Regions from separate parts of the Homo sapiens genome. Here region 2 is linked to region 1. A link is a contact called in ENCODE Hi-C or POLR2A ChIA-PET data. All regions are on one chromosome and are shown on one strand. The core of a region is the stretch at or near the end of the contact, and the rest is flanking DNA. Distances in the headings are between cores, read along the strand shown. Region 1 overlaps GTF2IRD1 (GTF2I repeat domain containing 1). Region 2 holds the start of POR (cytochrome p450 oxidoreductase).

Region 1 (6,425 bases), core at 2,453-4,952:
ATAGATTTTCCCCTAGAGCCTCCAGAAGGATCAGCCCTGCTGACATCTTTTTTTTTTTTTTTTCTTGTAGCCCAGGCTGGAGTGCAATGGCACGATCTCAGCTCACTGCAAACTCCGCCTCCTGGGTTCAAGGGATTCTCTTGCCTCAGCCTCCCGAGTAGCTGGGATTACAAGTGCGCACCACCACACCTGGCTAATTTTTGTATTTTTAGTAGAGATGGGGTTTTACCACGTTGGCCAGGCTGGTCTCGAACTCCTGATCTCAAGTGATTCGCCCGCCTCAGCCTCCCGAAGTGCTAGGATTACAGTCGTGAGCCACTGCACCTGGCCCCTGACACCTTGACATTAGCCTTGGAAGACTCATTTCAGACTTCTGATCTCCAAAACTGTAAGGCAATAAATTTGTGTTGTTTGAAGCCACTACGTTTAGGTAATTTATTTATTTTTTTGAGACAGGGTCTCACTCTGTTTCCCACGCTGGAGTTCAGTGGCACAATCGTGGCTCACTGCAGCCTGACCTCCTGAGCTCAAGTCATCCTCCCACCTCAGCCTCCCTAGTAGCTGGGACCACAGGTGTGCACTACGTGCAGCTATTTTTTTTTTTTTAGAGATGGGGTCTTGCTATGTTGCCCAGGCTTGTCTCGAACTCCTGGGCTCAAGTGACCCTTCTGTCTCAGCCTTCCAGAGTGCTGGCGTGAGCCACTGGACCCGGCCTGTTTTAAGGCTTGAAATACCAGTTATAAATTCATGATTCCCCAAATCATATCTCAAGCCTGGACTGCTCCCCTGAGCCCCAACTTGCTTCCAACTTCGACTGGATGAGACCCCAGATTGAACACGCCTGATCCGCCACCTCCTGCCCCACCAGCTTCTCCTGCATCTTCCCTGTCTCCACCCACAGCACCTCCGTCCTTCCCCAAGTTCAGCCTGAACCTCTGAAGTCAAAGTCAGCTCCTCATTTTCTCACAGCTTATATCAGCACATTCTGTTGGCTTCAGCCAACTCACCTAAGAGTGGGTGACTCACCACCCCACTGCCGCCACAGGCGTCGCCTGGATTATTACAACCTCCTTATGTCTCTCCACCCTTGTCTGTCCTCAAGCCAGCAACCAGAGGGATTCTGTTAAAACAAGCTGGATCCTGTTACCCTCTGCTCAGAACTGCACCGACTCTAAGCTCACTCTGAGCAAAAGTCAAAATCCTTATCTGGCCATGTACCATCTTCCCTGTCCATCTCCATCTCATCTCTCACTTCCCCTGACCTTCCTCTGATACCTTGGCAGGTGACCTCAGGGGCTTTGCAGCTGCTGTTCTCTCTGCCTGCAATGCTGTTCCCTGCTGCCCCTTCAGGCCTTTAAAACTAAGGCCTCCTTCTGGTCATCACCTAAATAATGTTGCAATCTCCTAAAAATAAATACAATTGCTCCCATGGTTTACGCTTTGCAGATTTTCTGTTTATCCCCCCGCCCCACCATGTAGGCTCCGTGAGGCTGGGTTTTTTTTGTTTTTTTGTATTTTGAGACGGAGTTTCGCTCTTGTTGCCCAAGCTGGAGCGCAATGGCGCAATCTCGGCTCACTGCAACTTCCACCTCCCGGGTTCAAGCGATTCTCCTGCCTCAGCCTCCCAAGTAGCTGGGATTATAGGTGTGTGTCATGATGCTGGGCTAATTTTTTGTATTTTTAGTAGAAACGGAGTTTCACCATGTTAGCCAGGCTGGTCTCAAACTCCTGACCTTAGGTGATCCGCCCACCTCAGCCTCCCGAAGTGCTGGGATTACAGACGTGAACCACTGCACTCAGCCGGGTTTTTTTTTTTTTTTAATCAGTGTTGATTAAAAGTCCAGCATAGGCCGGGCACGGTGGCTCACATCTGTAATCCCAGTACTTTGGAAGTTAGAGGTGTGTGGATTACTTGAGCCCAGGAGTTCCAGACCAGCCTGGGAAACATGGCAAAACCCCGTCTCTACAAAAAAATACAAAAATTAGCCTGGCACGGTGGTGCACGCCTCCAGTCCCAGCTACTTGGGAGGCTGAGGCAGGAGGATCACTTGAGCTTAGGGAGGTCGAGGATGCAGTGAGCCGTGATCGTGCTACTGCACTCCAGCCTGAGTGACAGAGAGAGACCCTGCCTTAAAAAAAAAAAAAAAAAAAAATTCCAGTATCTAGGCCCGGTGTAGTGGCTCACGCCTGTAATCCCAGCACTTTGGGAAACCAAGGCGGTGAGATCCCTTGAAGCCAGGAGTTCTAGACCAGCCTGGGCAATGAAGCAAGATGCTGTCCTACAAAAATATTAAATAAGAATAATGAGGCCGGGCTCAGTGGCTCACACCAGTAATCCCGGCACTTTGGGAGGTCGAGGCAGGTGGATCACCTGAGGTCAGGAGTTCGAGACCAGCCTGGCCAACATGGTGAAATCCAGTCTCTACTAAAAATACAAAAAAAAAAAAAAAAAAAAAAATTAGCTTGGTGTGGTGGTGCATGCCTGTAATCCCAGATGCTCAGGAGGCTAAGGCAGGAGAATTGCTTGAACCCGGGAGGCGGAGGTTGCAGTGAGCTGAGATTGCACTGCTGCACTCCAGCCTGGGCAATAAGAGCGCAACTCTGTCTCAAAGACAAAACAAAACAGAAACAAACAAAAAGAATAATGAAATAATAATAAAAGACCAGTATCTGGCACAGTGCTGGCCCCAGTGAGACACCTGGGCCTGTGCACAAATGAGTGACTGCACCTGCGCCCCCAAGGCCTCTGTTGGGGCCACACGAAGTCTGCTGTGGGTGGTGCTGAGCCCTCTCCATGACACGAAGGTTCTTAGAGGGCTAGGCCTGCATGGCCCCCAACCTCCACCTCCCTCCTCTTTTGTCCCCACACCCCTCCCCACAAGGCTGGAAGGATCGGGTACACCCAGTAAACCACATGTGCTGAGCCATGGTTACCACCCTGCCCCTGCTCTACTTCTATGGCTCAGACACACGCATCAGCTTCTGTTCTGCACAAGGTGCCTGGCGACCCCTCGGTGCTGATCTCATTCCAGCCCAAATAAAGGTGCTGGTTGCTCTTGTCAGCTTGGGTGGTCTTCGCTGGGGAAAGGGTTTCTGGGAGGCTTTCTGGGATGTTGCAAAAGACTCTAAAGGCGCCCCCAACCCTGCTCCCTTTCGGGTCCGGAAAGCCCCTGTCTATTTTAAATTTTAATCGTTTTTTTTTTTTTTGAGAGAAGGTCTTGCTCTGTTGCCCAGGCTGGTGGGCAGTGGCACGATCACGGCTCACCACAGCCTCAACCTCCTGGGCTCAAGTGAGCCTCTTGCCTTAACCTCCTGAGTAGCTGGGACTACAGGCATGTGCCCTCATGCCTGGCTCATTTTTTGTCAAGATGGGATTTTGCCATGTTGCCCAGGCTGGTCTCGAACTCCAGGATTGCTCAAGCAATCCGCCTGCCTCAACTTCCCACAGTGCTGGGATGACAAGTGTAAGCAACCGCACCCAGCCTGGAAGCCCATCTAATAAAGGCTAAAAACCTTGGAGTTCCCTTCCCCGACGTGTGGAAGGTTGGGGGGCAGAATGGTGTTGCAATGACCCCAGCTAAGTCCCCACCAGCCAGAAAAGGGCAGGGTCTCCCCAACATGCCATCATTTCATGGCCCACTCTGCCACTTCAGAAGAAAGGAGGCGTCGGGCCAACTCTGGGCCCGGCAGTAGGGCGTCTCGTCTGCCCACAAAGGCCTCCAAGCCCCGCCCCGCAGATGCCAGCTCTCCCTGGGAAGGCAGAAGGGAGATCATTACTGAACCCTAATTAACAAAGACAAGCAGAGATAATTCAGTGGAGAAACATGTGGCTGGCGCTGGAATTGTGATATCTTTAGAAACTTGAGAAAGGGTGGCTTTATTTTGAGCTTTCAAGAGCTCAAGACAGAGTTGGAAGGGTAGAGAGGGGGTGGGGAAGGCTGAGAGAGGGAGGCAGGGGCCAGAGGGTGTGTGCCTGTGTGTGATTGGCGACAAGGAAATGACTCTCAAGTCTTGGGCAGCAGAAGGGAGGATCATGGAGGATGTCCTTGTTCTGTATCACGTCAAAGAAATGGAGACCCAAAGACAGTTAACTCATCCAAGATCAAAGACAGTAAGTTAACTTATCTAAAATCAGAGACAAGCAAGTTAACTTATCCAAGATCAGAGATAGTAAGTTGACTTATCTAGATCAGAGATGGTAAGTTAACTTATCCAAGATCACAGGTAGCAAGTTAACTTATCCAAGATCAGAGATAGCAAGTTAACTTATCCAAGATCAGAGATAGTAGGTTAACTTATCCAAGATCACACAGCTCAGAAGTGATGGTACTTCTTCCTGAGAAGGCAAAAAGGGACCTGTTCCTGTGCCTGCCGCTCTTCAGTCCCTCCCCATGTCCACCCCAGTACCCTCTGCAGAGGTCAGTCCTACACTAGCATCCAGGCCTGGCTCAGGTCATCCTCTCCAGGAAGCCCATCCCACCATAGCACCCACTGGGTGACAGGAGACCCCACAGAAGAGAGAGGCTTAGCAGGAGATCAAAGAGGACAATGACAAGTGGTGCTACTGTATTTGAGGCTTCTGGCTTTTCTCCACTTGTACCCCCTGAAAAGGGATCACAGCCCTGTGCCTGGCAGGCATTTCACCCACAGCTGAGCTTCTCAAAATGGGCCTCAAACAATTCTGGTGGGGGTGAGAGGTGAGTGTAAGTGGAATGATCTTCCTCGGTGGCATGTAATTTTTTTTTTTTGAGACAAGGTCTCACTCTGTTGCCCAGGCTGGAGTACAATGACAAAATCATAGCCCACTACAGCCTCCAACTCCCAGGGTCAAGGGATCCTCCCACCTCAGCCTCCTGAGTAGCTGGGACTATAGGCACACGCCACCATGCCTGGCTAATTTTTTATTTTTTGTCGAGACAGGATCTCTTTATGTTTCCCAGGCTGGTTTCGAACTCCTGGATGCAAGTGACCCTCCTGCCTTGGCCTCCCAAAGTGCTGGGATTACAGGCGTGAGCCACTGTGCCCAGCTAGCAGCATGTAATTTGACATAGTTCCTTAAACTGAGATGAAAGTGGAACGTTTACAGAGGAGACGATGTGGGGATGTCCTAGATAAAACTGGAGCCCACCAAGAGCTTGGCCCCGACCAGTGGGGCTGTACGGGTTCCTCCGCTATGGGGACGTCAGCAGAAGAGCTTACCAGGGCCAGGCCTGAAGGGCCCTGTCCATGCTGCAAAGCCAGGCCTCCCAGGCTGTCCCCGCTCCATCCTGGCCAGTCTCTCTGCCTCACCACCTCCCACTCATGACAGCCCATCCCTCCTTCTCACCTGGTCATGCACTCCAGGGTGGCCCCAGGGGAGGCAGACGTGGCGTGGGCAATTCTTCTCATTTTACAAGTAGGGAAACTGAGGCCCAGGTAGGCAAGCCTGACTTGCTGGAGTCACACAGGAAGTTGGCAGCTCTGCCACATCCCTGGGGTCTGGAGCCCCTGCTCTGGGGAAGGAGAGGTGGGGCGCTGCCTTCCCACAGTCCCCTCAAGCTGGCAGGGACTGCTGTACCCCCAGGGTGAGAGGAGAACTAAAAGGAGCGGAAGCTGGCCTGGGTCCGGGGAGAGCCCTCGTGTTTGCCCAAAAGGGAACTGGAGAAGGGTGGCTGGGCCCATACGCAGGGAGGAGCTGTGGGGAGCTGGTGGCGGGGCAGCAAAGAGAAGTGGATTTGGTGGGTAGAGGGGCCCCTCCTTGGTTTTAGTCCTCCCCACAGCCCCTCCAAAACCGGCAGGGCTCTCTTGTCCCTTTCTCCTCTCCTGCAGCAAGCCCTATAGGAAGCGGCCTCTCTAGTGAGTGGCAGCTCAACCTCTGCTTAAATGCCTCCAGTGACGGGGAGTTCACTACCTTCCAAAGCTTTTAAAAAACGTTAACCACTGCTATTCAAGAACAATTCTAGAATTTTTTTTTGAAAGACAAGGTCTCATTCTGTCTCGCAGGCTAGAGTGCAGTGGTGTGATCACAGCTTACTGCAGCTTTGACTTCCTGGGCTCAAGCGATCCTCCCTCCTCAGCCTCCCGAGTACCTGAGACTACAGATGTGTGCCACAACACTGGCTCAATGTTTTCATTTTTTGTAGAGACAGGGTCTCACTATGTTGCCCAGGCTGGTCTCCTGGCTTCAAGCAATCCTCCTGCCTTGGCCTCCCGAAGTGCTGGGATTACAGGCAATGAGCCACTGTGTCTGGCTTTTTTTTTTTTTTTGAGACAGAGTCTTGCTCTGTCACCCAGGCTGGAGTGCAGTGGTGTGATCTCAGCTCATTGCAACCTCTGCGTCTCAGGTTCAAGCGATTCTCCTGCCTCAAGCTCCCGAGTAGCTGGGATTACAGGCGTCCGCCACCATGCCTGGCTAATTTTTGTATTTTTTGGTGGAGACAGGGTCT
Region 2 (6,596 bases), core at 1,073-3,572, 1.3 Mb before region 1:
CATCGAAGCTCTTGTAGGGGCGGCCAGCCTCTCTGGAACCATGAAAGGTCCTATAACTTCAAGAGCTTCCATCAGAAAAAAAAAAAAAAAAAAGAAGAAGAAATAAGAAAGCCAGGAACGGTGGCTCACACCTGTAATCTCAGCACTTTAGGAGGTCAAAGCAGGAGGACCACTTGAACCCCAGAATTCGAGACCAGCCTGGGCAACATGGCAAACCAAATCTCTAAAAAACATTTAAAAAATTAGCTGGGTGTGGTGGTGCGTGCCTGTACTCCCAACTACTTGGGAGGCTGAGGAGGGAGGATTGCTTGAATCCTGGAGGTTGAGGCTGCAGTGAGCTATGATTGCGCCACTGCACTCCAGCCTGCACGACAGAGTGAGACCTGTCTCACAAAAAAAAAAAAGTTACTTAAAAGCTAAATTATTTTTAACTTGAAATGTTCCATGGACTTCACGAGTAAATGTTCTGGATTTGCCAAGCAGTTTTGATTTCAATTGGCCTGTCTCCTAATCATACACAGACTTACCTAACACAGATTCTGATTTTCAAGGGGTTAAGGGTGGATCAACCCAGAGTTAACCAACAGCAGGTCCTAAAATTCAGGTATGTCTGGCAGCAAACATCCTCTGTGGCATTTATAAACTCCTACTACCCAGGACGATCCACACCTGATTTACATTGGCTGCGGTCAATGCTGCTGTTTTCAGGAATATCCCTGGGTTGTTTCATTTCAAATCTACCTATTATTTCTTCAAGTGCTAGACCTGAAGAATTTTGGAAAATTAAGATCACTCCTAAGTTTCCACACCACCACGCAACTGGCAGCTAGCATCCCATTCTCTGAAATGCGGATGTTGTACAAATACTTTTTATAATAAGCTATCTGCTCAGCGAAAGTTTCCAACATTAGATGGCATGAAGGTCATAAGTAGCTCAAAAACCACTCTCTTAAAAGGAAAATAAGAACTCCTAAAACAGCCCTCCTCCCAAAAAAAAGGAAGTGGACCTTTCTGGGTTCCCTGGTTTACTAACTGGGCCTTTGGAGCTGTTCTCCTGACCAAGCCAACCCCATAACCACTCAAAAGGGATTTCCGTAGGTAGAACTTGCAAATGGTTAATGAATCAATGCCTTCTCCATAAAGCAAGACCCAAGGAATTACAGCAGTGAACAACGGTGGGGATACTGGATCCCCCAGAGGGTTCCATAAACGTTCTGCTTACAAGGAGGATTAAAGTTCTCGATGCCACTCTCTGGGACCCTGTCTTGATCCTCAGAATCTCAACCCTGTGGGGAGAGCAGGGTGGCTGTCTTACTACCAGACCCACTGATCAGAAAACGGAGGCTCCAGGAGGTATCTTGCTTGCCAAGAATCAAACCAGGGCCACCCAGTCCAGTCCTGTCTCCTTTTGTGCTGGCATCATTCTCCAGCTTGGCCAAGCTCAGAGGCAAGGCAAGGCAAGGCTGCAGCTTTAAGGGTTTAAGAGAGGAGACAGCCACTTTCATTGAAACAGCCCCAAACTCCTTATTAGTGGTCACCAGTTTACACAAGGGTAACTCGTTTTGAAAAACAATACGCAGAAAGTCGAAGTCAATCAAGCTCACTGAAACCTCTACTCTCCTCCCCCTGGCGCCCAAGAGACCTTGAACTCTTACCCAATTGCTCCCCCGATCTAAGGGTGTCCCGGCTCCCCCAGGAGATCCGGGTACCTGTGTTGTGGGGGCCGCCGAGACACCTGACTGCGAGGGGCACTGCCCTCAGGGATGCAGGCCGGGCTGGGGGGCTCCCGTGATCCATCGACTCAGCCCACCTGATGCTGCAGGGTTAGATTCGGGTCCCATGAGCATGCATCGAGCGCCTCTCACGTTAGGTACCCCCAGAATTCGCTGCCTCCCGAGGCCCATTCATCGTACAGATGGGGAAACTGAGGCTCGGAGAGTTAAAGTGGCTTAGCCCGTGGGGGGCGGCGGCGCGGGGACTGGACCCCGAGCCCTGAGATACCGAGCCCTAACCCTCAGCCGAGGGCCTGCCGGGCTCTCTCGGCCCAAGCTGTGGAAAAGTCGACCCTCAGGCCGCCGCGGGAGATCAGCTCTAGGGGAAGGGCGACGCGGAGGAGGGCCGGGGTGGGAGCCATGCCTTCCGCCCGAGCGTCGGGCCAGACGCGCAGTGCCCAGGCCCGAGGGCCCACCCCGACGCAGAGAGCCAGGCGGCCGCGGTGAACTGAGGCGCCCGGCAAACCCCGAGTCTTGGGGCCCGACCTCACCCACCCCGCCGTCGCCGCGAAAGATAGCACTCACCGCTGGCAGCCCGGCTGCTCTCTGCGGGCACCTGGGCAGGGCTCAGGCCCACACCACTGAGGCGCTACCACCGCCTTCGCCGGCCGCGGGGGTGGGGGCGTGGCCATTGGGCCGCCGCCCCGCCCACTCGAGCCGCGCGTGCATTCCCGGAGCCCCGCGCTTCCCCCTGCAAATTTGCGCTCTTGGTACGGCCCGGCCCGGCCACGCCCCCTCGCGGCTCGGCTGGGTCGCCCGGCAGAGAAATGAAAGTGCGTGGTTCCGGGGGTGGCGGAGTCGCCTGGAGACGGCGGCTGCGGCTTCTACAGCTCGGACCCTGCAGGTCACCGGGCCGGCTGCCCACCTTCCCGGGGATCACTGCAGAACTGTGGCTGTGCGCCCGCCGGTCTAGCCTCCTCCTTCGGGCCGCCGCTTGCTTGTGATCGCCACATTGTCTCCTCCACGGCCCTGTTTCCTCACCTGAAATTGGCGAGGCTTCAGGCCCAAGTCGTCTCCCTGGGTTCCCTCCATCCAGCCTGACGGCGGAGGGCGCGCGTTTGTTTTTAGAGACAGGGTCTCGTTCTGTCGCCCAGGCTGGATTGCAGTGGTGCAGTCACAGCTCACTGCAGCCTTCAACTCCTGTGCTCAGGCGATTCTCCCACTTCAGCCTCCCAGTAGCTGGGACTACAGGCGCGCCACCACACCTAGCTAATTTTATTTTATTTTATTTGCAGAGATGCGGTCTCGCTATGATGCCCAGGTTGGTCTCGAACTGGTCTCAAGTGATCCTCCCTCCTCGGCCTCTCAAAGCGCTGCGATTACAGGCGTGAGGTCCCACACGCTGCCTAGAGCTCGCTTTTGAAGGCCGGCCTGTTGGGGGTGGGAAGTGACCAAGCAGGAGGCAAGCCCTGGATGGAAGAGGAGTGGGGGGATACAGAGAGCTTCTGGGGTTTGAAAAGTCTGGCAGCCTTGGTTGGGGAGTGAAGCCCACCTCTGCCTCCTGCTATGGTTTCTACTTTACAGGGTCATGAAGATTAAGTGGTATAACCTTTGTTCCTAAAGGATTTAGAGCACGGCATTACTAAGTGTTCTCATCGCCATTGTTATTATTACTACTACTACTATTATTACTAGCTGTGCTGTGAATTCCTTTTGCAACACTGTGCAACTCACTTCTCTCAGAGCCCCTTCTCCATCTTTTAAAAATAGCCCAGGCACGGTGGCTCACGCCTGTAATCCCAGAACTTTGGTAGGCTGAGGTGGGCGGATCACCTGAGGTCAGGAGTTCGAGACCAGCCTGACCAACATGGCAAAACCCCGTCTCTACTAAAAATACAAAAATTAGCTGGGCATGGTGGCGGGTGCCTGTAATCCCACCTACTGGGGAGACTGAGGCAGGAGACCCACTTGAACCCCGGAGGCAGAGGTTGCAGTGAGCCCAGTTCACACCACTGCACTCCAGTGTGGCCGACAGAGTGACACTCCGTCTCACAAAAAAAAAAAAGTTAATTTATAAAATAATACATAAATATAACATTTATATATTATATAAATGTTATATTTGTTATATTTATATATTATATAAATAATATATATTATATAATAACATATATGTTACTTATTTTTTGAAACAGGGTCTCCCTTTGTCGCTGAGGCTGGGATGCAGCCTCGACCTCCTGGGCTCAGGTGATCCTCCTGCCTCAGCCTCCCTAGTAGCTGGAATTACAGGCATGCGCCACCACAACTGGCTAATTTTTGTATTTTTATTTTTCATTTTAAAGAAAGTTGATTGAAATTTTTTTGTAGAGATGGTGTTTTGCCATGTTTCCCAGGCTGGTCTCAAACTCCAGACCTCAAGCAGTCCTCCCACCTTGGCCTCCCAAAGTGCTGAGATTACAGGTGTGAGCACTGCACCTAGCCTAATTTTTAAATTTTTTGTAGAGACAGAGTCTCGCTATGTTGCCCAACCTGGTCTTGAACTCCTGGCCTCAAGGGATCCCTTGCCTCGGCCTCCCAAAGTGCAGGAATTACAGATGTGAGCCACCATTCCCATCCACTCTTCATCTTTAAAATATTGTGAAAATAGCAAAATCCTATATAAAGAGATTATTACCATGGCCCAGGTGCCAGGTTTCCTATGTCCAGGAACCAGTCCCTCCAACAGGTTGGATGAATGCAGTAGCCCTCAGGGTGGGGCACAATACCTGTCCAAAGAAGGGACTGAACTCCACACTCACCCAGAGAGAGAGCTGTGGAGAAATTCACCCAGATATCTGATACTCTGTGCCATCTTTTCAACACCCTGTTGGACATCTCCCCAGGATGTCCCAGTGAGGCTTCAAATTTGGACTTTGACTCCATGCCCCCTGCTTTTTTTGAAACCAGAACTCCTAAAACACTGAGTCTTCTCTGTCTGCTAATAATATAGCATCACTAAGGAAACATCAGGAAACAGGCATTTTACCTCTTTGGCCTTTTCCCATTGAACCAATAACTGGGTCCTATGGATTCTATCTCCAGAACCTCCTCTTGTCATCTTTTCTGCTGTCCCTGTTCCAGTTGGGGCCACGTGGGTTCACCGTTCACCTGGATGATCTCAGCAGCTTCCTGACTTTTTTGGGGGGGATGGAGTCTCACTGTGTCACCCAGGCTGCAGTGCAGGGGCACCATCTCAGCTCACTGCAACCTCTGCCTCCTGAGTTCAAGCGATTCTCCTGCCTCAGCTGCCTGAGTAGCTGGGATTACAGACTTGTGCCACCACACCCGGCTAATTTTTGTATTTCTAGTAGAGATGGGGTTTCACCATATTGGCCAGGCTGCTCTCGAACTCCTGACCTCAGGTGATCCATCTGCCTTGGCCTCCCAAAGTGCTGGGATTACAGGTGTGAGCCACCGCACCTAGCCGGCTTCCTGACTGTTTATGTCACTTCTCGTTTCTGCTACACCCACTGGCAAGGAAGCCTCTTTTTTTTTTTTTTTTTTTTTTTTTTTTTTTTGAGACAGGGTCTCACTCTGACACCCAGGCTGAAGTGTAGTGGTGAGATCTAGGCTCACTGCAACCTCCACCTCCTGGGTTCAAGCGATTCTCCTGCCTCAGCCTCCTGAGTAGCTGGGATCACAGGTGTGCACCACCACACCTGGCTAATTTTTGTATTTTTAGTAGAGACGGGGTTTTGCCATGTTGGCCAAGCTGGTCTCGAACTCCTGACCTCAGGTGATCCATCCTCCTCAGACTCCCAAAGTGCTGGGATTACAGGCGTGAGCCACCACACCGAGCTGAAAGCTTCTCTTCTTCAGTTACTGTCCTCCTCATTGTCCTACCTTCCTCTCCTTCCCTCCCCACCCCCACCCCGAAAAAACACTCTCGCTGGCCAGCTGGGGGGAAAAAAAGTAGGTTGCATCCACATCTCACATATTACACTAATATAAATTCCAGATAGATAAAATATTTAAATGATTTTTTAAGGGAGAAGGAAAAAAAAAGCCCCCAAAAGTCCATGGGAGAATTGGTGTTAATAATCCCCAAGAGGCATTTCTAAATTATGAAATTATGACATAAACTCCAGAAGCCATAAATGAAAACATTGAGAAATAATCTGGGCTGGGTACAGTGGCTCACGCCTGTCATCCCAGCACTTTGGGAGGCTGAGGTGGGAGGATCGCTAGAGCCCAGGAGTTCGAGATCAGCCTGGCCAACATGACGAAACCCCGTCTCTACTAAAAATACAAAAATTAGCTGAGCATGGTGGCACATGCCTGTAGTCCCAGGGGTGGCTGAGACAGGAGAATGGCTTGAACCCGGGAGGCAGAGGTTGCAGTGAGCTGAGATTGCGCCACTGCACTCCAGCCTGGGTAACAGACTGAGACTCCGTCTCAAAAAAACAAAAACAAACAAACAAGGGGCCGGCAGGGCACGGTGGCTCACACCTGTAATCCCAACACTTTGAGAGGCCGAGGCAGGCAGATTACTTGAGGTCAGGAGTTTGAGACCAGCCTGGCCAACATGGTGAAACCTCGTCTCTTAAAAATACAAAACATTAGCTGGGCGTGGTGGGCGCCTGTAATCCCAGCTAGTCGGGAGGCTGAGGCAGGAGAATCGCTTGAACCTGGGAGGCGGAGTTTGCAGTGAGCCAAGGGTGCACCACTGCACTCCAGCCGGGGTGACAGAGTGAGACTCTTGTCTCAAACAAACAAACAAACAAGGAAGGAAGCTCATTGCTTAAACAGAAAAATCTCTGAGACAAATTGATAAATATGCAAGGTACAGAACAGTAGGTATAGAATGTTACCGTTTGTATGTTCTCAAACAATTGTGGTGGGAAA

What was found. Hi-C counts contacts between places; a loop is a spot of excess contacts on that map. ChIA-PET counts read pairs that join two places held with the same protein, here RNA polymerase II (POLR2A).
Region 2: a map of posterior vena cava shows a loop between it and region 1 (17-fold over the local background). The contact joins the promoter of POR here to the enhancer-like site in region 1. A Hi-C loop is called at or near these places in 1 of 168 maps with a recorded cell type or tissue (posterior vena cava). POLR2A ChIA-PET finds 5 or more read pairs at or near these places in 2 of 52 experiments (CD4-positive, alpha-beta T cell and Caco-2).

What each region holds. Positions count from the first base shown.
Region 1 is chr7:74,570,184-74,576,608 of GRCh38, reverse strand. All of the region lies in intron 22 of GTF2IRD1 (GTF2I repeat domain containing 1), which reads right to left. Among named protein-coding and RNA genes, the nearest start is that of MIR10525, 23 kb to the left of the region's middle. Within about 2 kb of position 3,702, at least 4 of the 41 ENCODE cell types and tissues checked have a DNase peak (open chromatin) inside an H3K27ac peak, as active enhancers do.
Region 2 is chr7:75,910,881-75,917,476 of GRCh38, reverse strand. POR (cytochrome p450 oxidoreductase) reads right to left here and starts at 2,322. Exons shown (of 16, transcript NM_001395413.1): 1 at 2,298-2,322. MIR4651 (microRNA 4651) reads right to left here and starts at 2,280; the gene lies at 2,208-2,280. It overlaps LOC124901680 (a long non-coding RNA gene), which reads right to left and starts at 4,936. Exons shown (of 2, transcript XR_007060393.1): 1 at 4,738-4,936; 2 at 2,983-3,181. RefSeq lists a silencer at 2,115-2,604 and an enhancer at 2,865-2,914.